Linked DNA regions of Homo sapiens: region 2 is linked to region 1. A link is an interaction called in ENCODE POLR2A ChIA-PET data of the cell type or tissue named here. Cell type or tissue: MCF 10A. All regions are shown on one strand. Links, peaks and the distances in the headings refer to the core of each region. The heading gives the core; the rest is flanking DNA. Region 1 overlaps UBR4 (ubiquitin protein ligase E3 component n-recognin 4). Region 2 overlaps UBR4 (ubiquitin protein ligase E3 component n-recognin 4).

Region 1 (2,907 bases), core at 408-2,907:
TCATCCGTAGCTTTATCTTCACGACCAGAGGAAACGCAGTATGAACCAGCCTGTCAGCTGCCACTGAAAGCCCTGGGAAAGATGCGTAAATAGCAAGTCACCGATAACGAGAACAGCAGCTCTAACATGTACTGAGCACCCCCTCTTTCCCCGACATGGGCTGTTCACTGTATGTGATCTCAGCCCTCGAGGCAGCCCTATATGAGGCAGGAGCTTTGGTTATCCCCATTTTATAGATGGGGTAAATGAGGCTCTGAAGATCAAATAAGTGGCCAAGGGAACATAGCTAGAAAGTGATAGCATCCCTGTTTGAGTCTGTTTTTTAATGGCAGTTCAGAGAATTAACATGCAAATTGGAATGCCCCTGTCTTCCTCCTGCGTCTTAGGTCACAGTTGACCCCAGGGAGGCATGGGCGACCCAGCAGGGCCGCTCTGAACTGTGGGTGTGGGAGACGTGGTCAGACAATTCCTTATCCTACTGCTAGTAAAATTGAAATTCTTTGTGTAACAAATTTGTCATTCTAATTGCAAACAAACACATTAGAATTGGTTTGTATTTCATAACCAAGCACCAAGTGACAGCAGGGGGAGGTGACTTGGCCCGTGCCTGGGAAATCCACCTAGGGTTAAAAGACAGTGCCCTGTGAGGTTGTGGGCGCCGCGGCATTACAGCCCCCATCAGAGCACCCGCCCTACAAAGGTCAGCTCCCCAGAGCCAACGCACAGGTAACCAAACCTGCCAGCTCTTTTTTATGATCTTGTTTCATTTTTTTATGGCATTCGTTGTGGGAATTTTGTAAAGTATAAAGAAGCAGGAAAACAAACTCCCCCCAGATCCCACTGTTAGGAGAACGCCTCTGCTAACATTTTCTCTATCTTGTTATCCTCTGGGAATGAGACCCACTAAAGGGCTAGAGTGTTGCTCAGTGTGAATTCCTCTTTCTTCCCAGCTCAGAGCCAGCTGACCGATTTTCCCAAACAGCTCTGTGCCTCCGCATTGGCTGCCCCTTGCAGTGTCCTCAGCGGAAGCTCTGTGCTGGGATGGTCTTCGTCGACCTGGTGCCTGCCTCCGCGTCTGGGCGGGCCTGTGCTAACACTGCTCACCTCTGTGTGTTTGTTAACTCCACCACCTCTTTACGGCTCCCACTGGCTCTGTTTCAGCCTAGATGTTTCACCAGCATCATACCTTAGCACATGCCTCGCGTTCTTCCCAGAAAGTCAGCCCTGGGACCAGGTGGGCTGGTAAAGTCCTCAGTGCTGGGCCCTGTGCCTGTTGCATGAGCCTGTGTCACTGTGACTGTGGAAGTTGGAGCTAGTGAGAGGAGGAGGAGGTGGGCAGAGGAAGGAGGGTCCCTTGGGCTCGAGCTCCACATCAGCCCTGAGCTGCTGGCAAGCACCCCTGGCCTGCAGCCAGGGAGAGCCAGAGCCTTTGCCAGGCAGCGAGCCTCCGTGCCTTCCACTCCTAGGTCAGGTTTTGACAGCACCACTTTATTACTTTGTTTAAGCTGTTAGAAAATTTCAGAACATCAGACACACCCTATTCAAATGTGAGAACAAAAACACCTTCCAGCAGTGCCTGCTTCTGGAACAGGACTCCTCCTGCGGAACAGGGTTTTGCTCAATGACTACCTCCCCGGTCATGCTGCTGTCCAGTGAGCAGCCGGGCCAGAGCTTGTCGGACCGCAGTGTGTTCTCTGCTAGATGCGGCAGCTGTGACTCAGGGGGAATGGGGGCTGTATGCCTGCTCCTGACACACCTCTGCCCGTTGTGCTTTGCAGGTCTTTTATCAGAAATCACCGATCCAGAGAGCTTCCTGAAGGACCTGTTGAACTCAGTCCCCTGACCACCACACAGCAGCTGCGGCGGCGAAGACGAAGCTGGCTTGCCTTCCACCCTCTGTTCTCCCTCCTTGTGCATTAAGTTCCCTCCGCGGGATGCTGCATTGTTACCCCGCCCTCCCCTCTCTCATTTTTCTTGGTGTGGCTTGGGGTTTTTAGGCTTCCTGTTTTATCTCGTGTGTGTGGTGCACCAGCTATGAGGTTGTCTGTAACCCAAGCCATCAAAGGGCCTGTACATACCTAGGAGCCATGAGTTGTCCCGGCCAGCTTCATACTTGAGTGTGCACATCTTGAGAAATAAACAAGTGACTTAACACACATTGAAAAGGAAGGTGTTGCCTGCTGCTTCAACTCGTCCTCAGTGGCGCAGGCCAAATGGTTTCCCTTGAATGCACAGCCATTTCCGGCGTCAGCCCGGGAAGACTCATGTCAGACCCGCTGTCTCCAGGCCTGTTGTCAGCGCTAAGTGCAACCTGTCTATTCTTGGCCAGCAAGTTGGGGCACCACATTGGATGGCTCTGATTTTTCCCAAAACAAAGCCCATGCCTTGCTCTTAATTTTTTGGCCTTAAGAGCTGGAACCCAAAGACACGTGGAGCCCAGAGCTTTCCTAGCCCTCGGCTGAAGGAAGGCTCGCGGAGTAGGGCACAGTCTTGTTGGACCACAGAGGCCTGGGGAGCATTTGACATTCTCATGCTGCTGTGAATCGGGAATCCCTTGGTGACTTCTCTCCAGGGTTGTCATGTTAAGAGAGGGCCTGGGGCAGACTTAGGATCAGGATAAAGAGAGTGGCTGCTATTGACATTGCCAAGCACCCAGTGTATCTTATTTCTAATCTCTTTGCCCATGAGCCAGAGCCGCTTGCCCAAGGGCTCCCAGCCAGGGGCTGTGGAGTTGTCAGGTTTGTGCCTCCGAAGCTGTGTCCTGACCACTGTGGCTGCCGCTCCTGGAGGCCTCAGACCTGCTCCCCTACACACGTGGGCAGCAGGACTCCCGAGGGCCTCTCCCCAGACTTCGGGAGAAGGCTCACCTCGTGGGAGGGAGGGCTCGCTCATGCCCATCTCCTTTCG
Region 2 (2,907 bases), core at 95-2,594, 130 kb before region 1:
AAACCAATTTTTCCCAGGTTTATCCTTAGTTGCCCAGTGCACATTATAAGTAGAGCTGAAGACCGTTCCATTTTTCCTCTGCCAATGTCTATCTTTCCCCAAAATGCATTCTTCCTGTTTCTTTATTGGAATAAGGATGTTACGTATTTCTAGGGGAGGAAGTTGGGTTCATTAGATCACAATAGGATGACACTGAACCAGGCAATTAAATGAGTTTACTCCTATATATATATATATTTTTTTTTATATATTTCATTATCAGAATGGGTATGAAAGCAATAGGCTAAGTCCATCCTTTGGGTGGGCAGTATTTCTCTTAGATTTGGTAAACCTGTTCAGCTGGAAAAAGTGGGGATAAGCAGCTCTGAACTTTGGAAATAAATCAGGAACTTTGGAAATAAACCCAGTAAAATAACATCAAATGACAGAGTGGGAAAGCCTTAGAAAAACAAATAAGAAAGTATAAGGGTGGGGCCAGGCGTGGAGGCTCATGCCTGTAATCCCAGCACTTTGGGAGGCCAAGGCAGTGGATCACGAGGTCAGGAGTTTGAGACCAGCCTGACCAACATGGTGAAACCCCATCTCTACTAAAAAAAAAATACAAAAATTAGCCAGGCGTGGTGGCACGCACCTGTAATCCCAGCTACTCAGGAGGCTGAGGCAGGAGAATCGCTTGAACCTGGGAGGTGGAGGTTGCAGTGAGCTGAGATAGTGCCACTACATTGTAGCCTGGGCGACAGAGCGAGACTCTGTCTCAAAAAAATAAAGTATAAGGCTGGAAGTAAAGGAAAAACTAAGTATATGAGGTAGAAACAGGGGGATTTAGTAGGGAGTTTTCTGCTGTACATGTGAGCCTTAAAACTGTGTTTAGTCACCAGCAACTTTTGAGTGCTGCTTGTTGTGGAAAGGTTTTTATTTTCTCCTTTTTATGTACCCTGACAAATGGAAAAGGACCCTTAGTGGGCAGGAGGATCCTTGCACACATCATAGATGCTCCATAAATATTTTTTTCTTGGTGAAGGAGTTATTCTAAGGGACTAATCTTTGATACATACCCATTTATCCTTGATCTGCATATAGCAAAGTGCTCGCAATGCCAGACTCTCAAGTGTTATTCAAGGTGATTCATCACCGACATTGGCACCTTCCAAATAGTGACTTGTCCTTTTGGCTCCTGTGTTCATTTGGCAGGCAGATAGTCTTGCAGGCAGTGAATGGAGTGTTCACTCTGTTTACATTTCCCTTCTTAGGATGATACTTTTTTTTTTTTTTTGAGTTGGAGTCTTACTCTTTTGCCCAGGCTGGAGTGCAGTGGCACAATCTCAGCTCACTGCAATTCCACCTGCCGGGTTCAAGCAATTCTCGTGCCTCAGCCTCGTGAGTAGCTGGGACTACAGGTGGGTGCCACCACACCTGGCTAATTTTTGTATTTTTATTAGAGACGGGGTTTCACCATATTGGCCAGGCTGGTCTCGAACTCCTGGCCTCAGATAATCCACCAGCCTCTGTCTCCCAAACTGCTGGGATTACAGGCTTGAGCCACCAGCTACAATGCGTCCCACCATAGGTTGATACTTCTGCTGGGGATTGACTCACTAAGTAAACTGTTCAACCACACTGTTGTTCTTTCCATTTAATAAAATATATTTTAGTCTTTGCTTTACCTTCATGTTTCTTTCTTTTTTTTTTTCTCTGAGACGGAGTCTCGCTGTCACCCAGGCTGGAGTGCAGTGGCCCGATCTCGGCTCACTGCAGCCTCTACCTTCTGGGTTCAAGCAATTCTCTACCTCAGCCTTCTGAGTAGCTGGGATTACAGGCGCGTGCCACCACCTGCTAATTTTTGTAATTTTAGTAGAGACAGGGTTTCACCATCTTGGCCAGGCTGGTCTTGAACTCCTGATCTCGTCATCCACCTGCGTGGACCTCCCAAAGTGCTGGAATTGCAGGCATGAGCCACCACACCCGGCCAGCCACCGTGCCCGGCCCATGTTTCATCAATTGTGGATTAGCACCTGATTTGATACAATGACTTTAAATGTATCCAGCCTTTAAACCTAGTTGGTCTCTAGATTTTTTCAGAAGAGGGCATTTCCCCAGCTAAGGATAAGGGATGTGGTTAAAAAAAAAAATCACCGACTCTTTTGTGATCTCGCTTTAGTCTACAGTCAGGGGGATGGTGTAGGGGATAACTCTGTTATCCAGTGAATTTTGGACTTTAGCACTGATCATATGACTTCTTATCTTGAGTTGTTGATTCCTTTTAAGTTACTGCATTACAGGCCAGCCTTATTTGGTCTAAAATTGGTTACTTTAGTCTGTATTCCCACTAACAGTATATTGAGTATTCTGGTCTGCCCCTTTTTGGCTATCAATAATGAAGGCATATTAGCTGTTGGTCTTTGCCAGTCAGTAATATAGAACAGATTGATATCCTGTTAGGTCTTTACTTGCATTTCGTTAGTTCTGCTTGACTTTGAAAATGTTTTCTGTTTGTTAGTCTCTGCTTCTTCCCTAGCCTGATGACCTTGAATGAGATATTTAATTTTAATTCTCTAAGCTTCACCTTCCCAATCTTTTTTTGAGATGAAGTCTTGCTCTATCACCCAGGCTGGAGTGCAGTGGTTCAATATCGGCTCACTGCAACCTCTGCCTCCCAGGTTCAAGCAATTCTCCTGCCTCAGCCTCCTGAGGAGCTGAGACTATAGGCACGTGCCACCACGCCCAGCTGATTTTTGTATTTTTAGTGGTGACGGGTTTTCACCATACTGGCCAAGCTGGTCTTGAACTCCTGACCTCAGGTGATCCACCTGTCTCATCTTTCCCAGTCTTGAAGGGGAATAGGTTGATGATACTATCTACCAGGTAGTAAGGATTAAATAATGTAATATCCATAAAGGGGTATCTGGC

What was found. ChIA-PET counts read pairs that join two places held together with the same protein. Peaks named below come from ENCODE experiments on the same cell type or tissue, not always from the same donor. Only the 100,000 strongest peaks of a DNase experiment are listed, where the experiment ranks them.
Region 2: POLR2A ChIA-PET joins it to region 1 with 5 read pairs; 5 of 35 experiments call an interaction of 5 or more read pairs at or near these places.

The regions. Positions count from the first base shown.
Region 1 is chr1:19,073,768-19,076,674 of GRCh38, reverse strand. It overlaps UBR4 (ubiquitin protein ligase E3 component n-recognin 4), which reads left to right. Exons shown (of 106, transcript NM_020765.3): 106 at 1,779-2,165. The coding sequence ends at 1,843. Among named protein-coding and RNA genes, the nearest start is that of IFFO2, 120 kb to the right of the region's middle. In MCF 10A, for the core only: no CTCF peak of the experiment used is centred there; a DNase peak (open chromatin) is centred at 1,544.
Region 2 is chr1:19,201,866-19,204,772 of GRCh38, reverse strand. All of the region lies in intron 1 of UBR4 (ubiquitin protein ligase E3 component n-recognin 4), which reads left to right. Among named protein-coding and RNA genes, the nearest start is that of UBR4, 6.9 kb to the left of the region's middle. RefSeq lists an enhancer at 1,935-2,436. In MCF 10A, for the core only: no CTCF peak of the experiment used is centred there; a DNase peak (open chromatin) is centred at 1,152.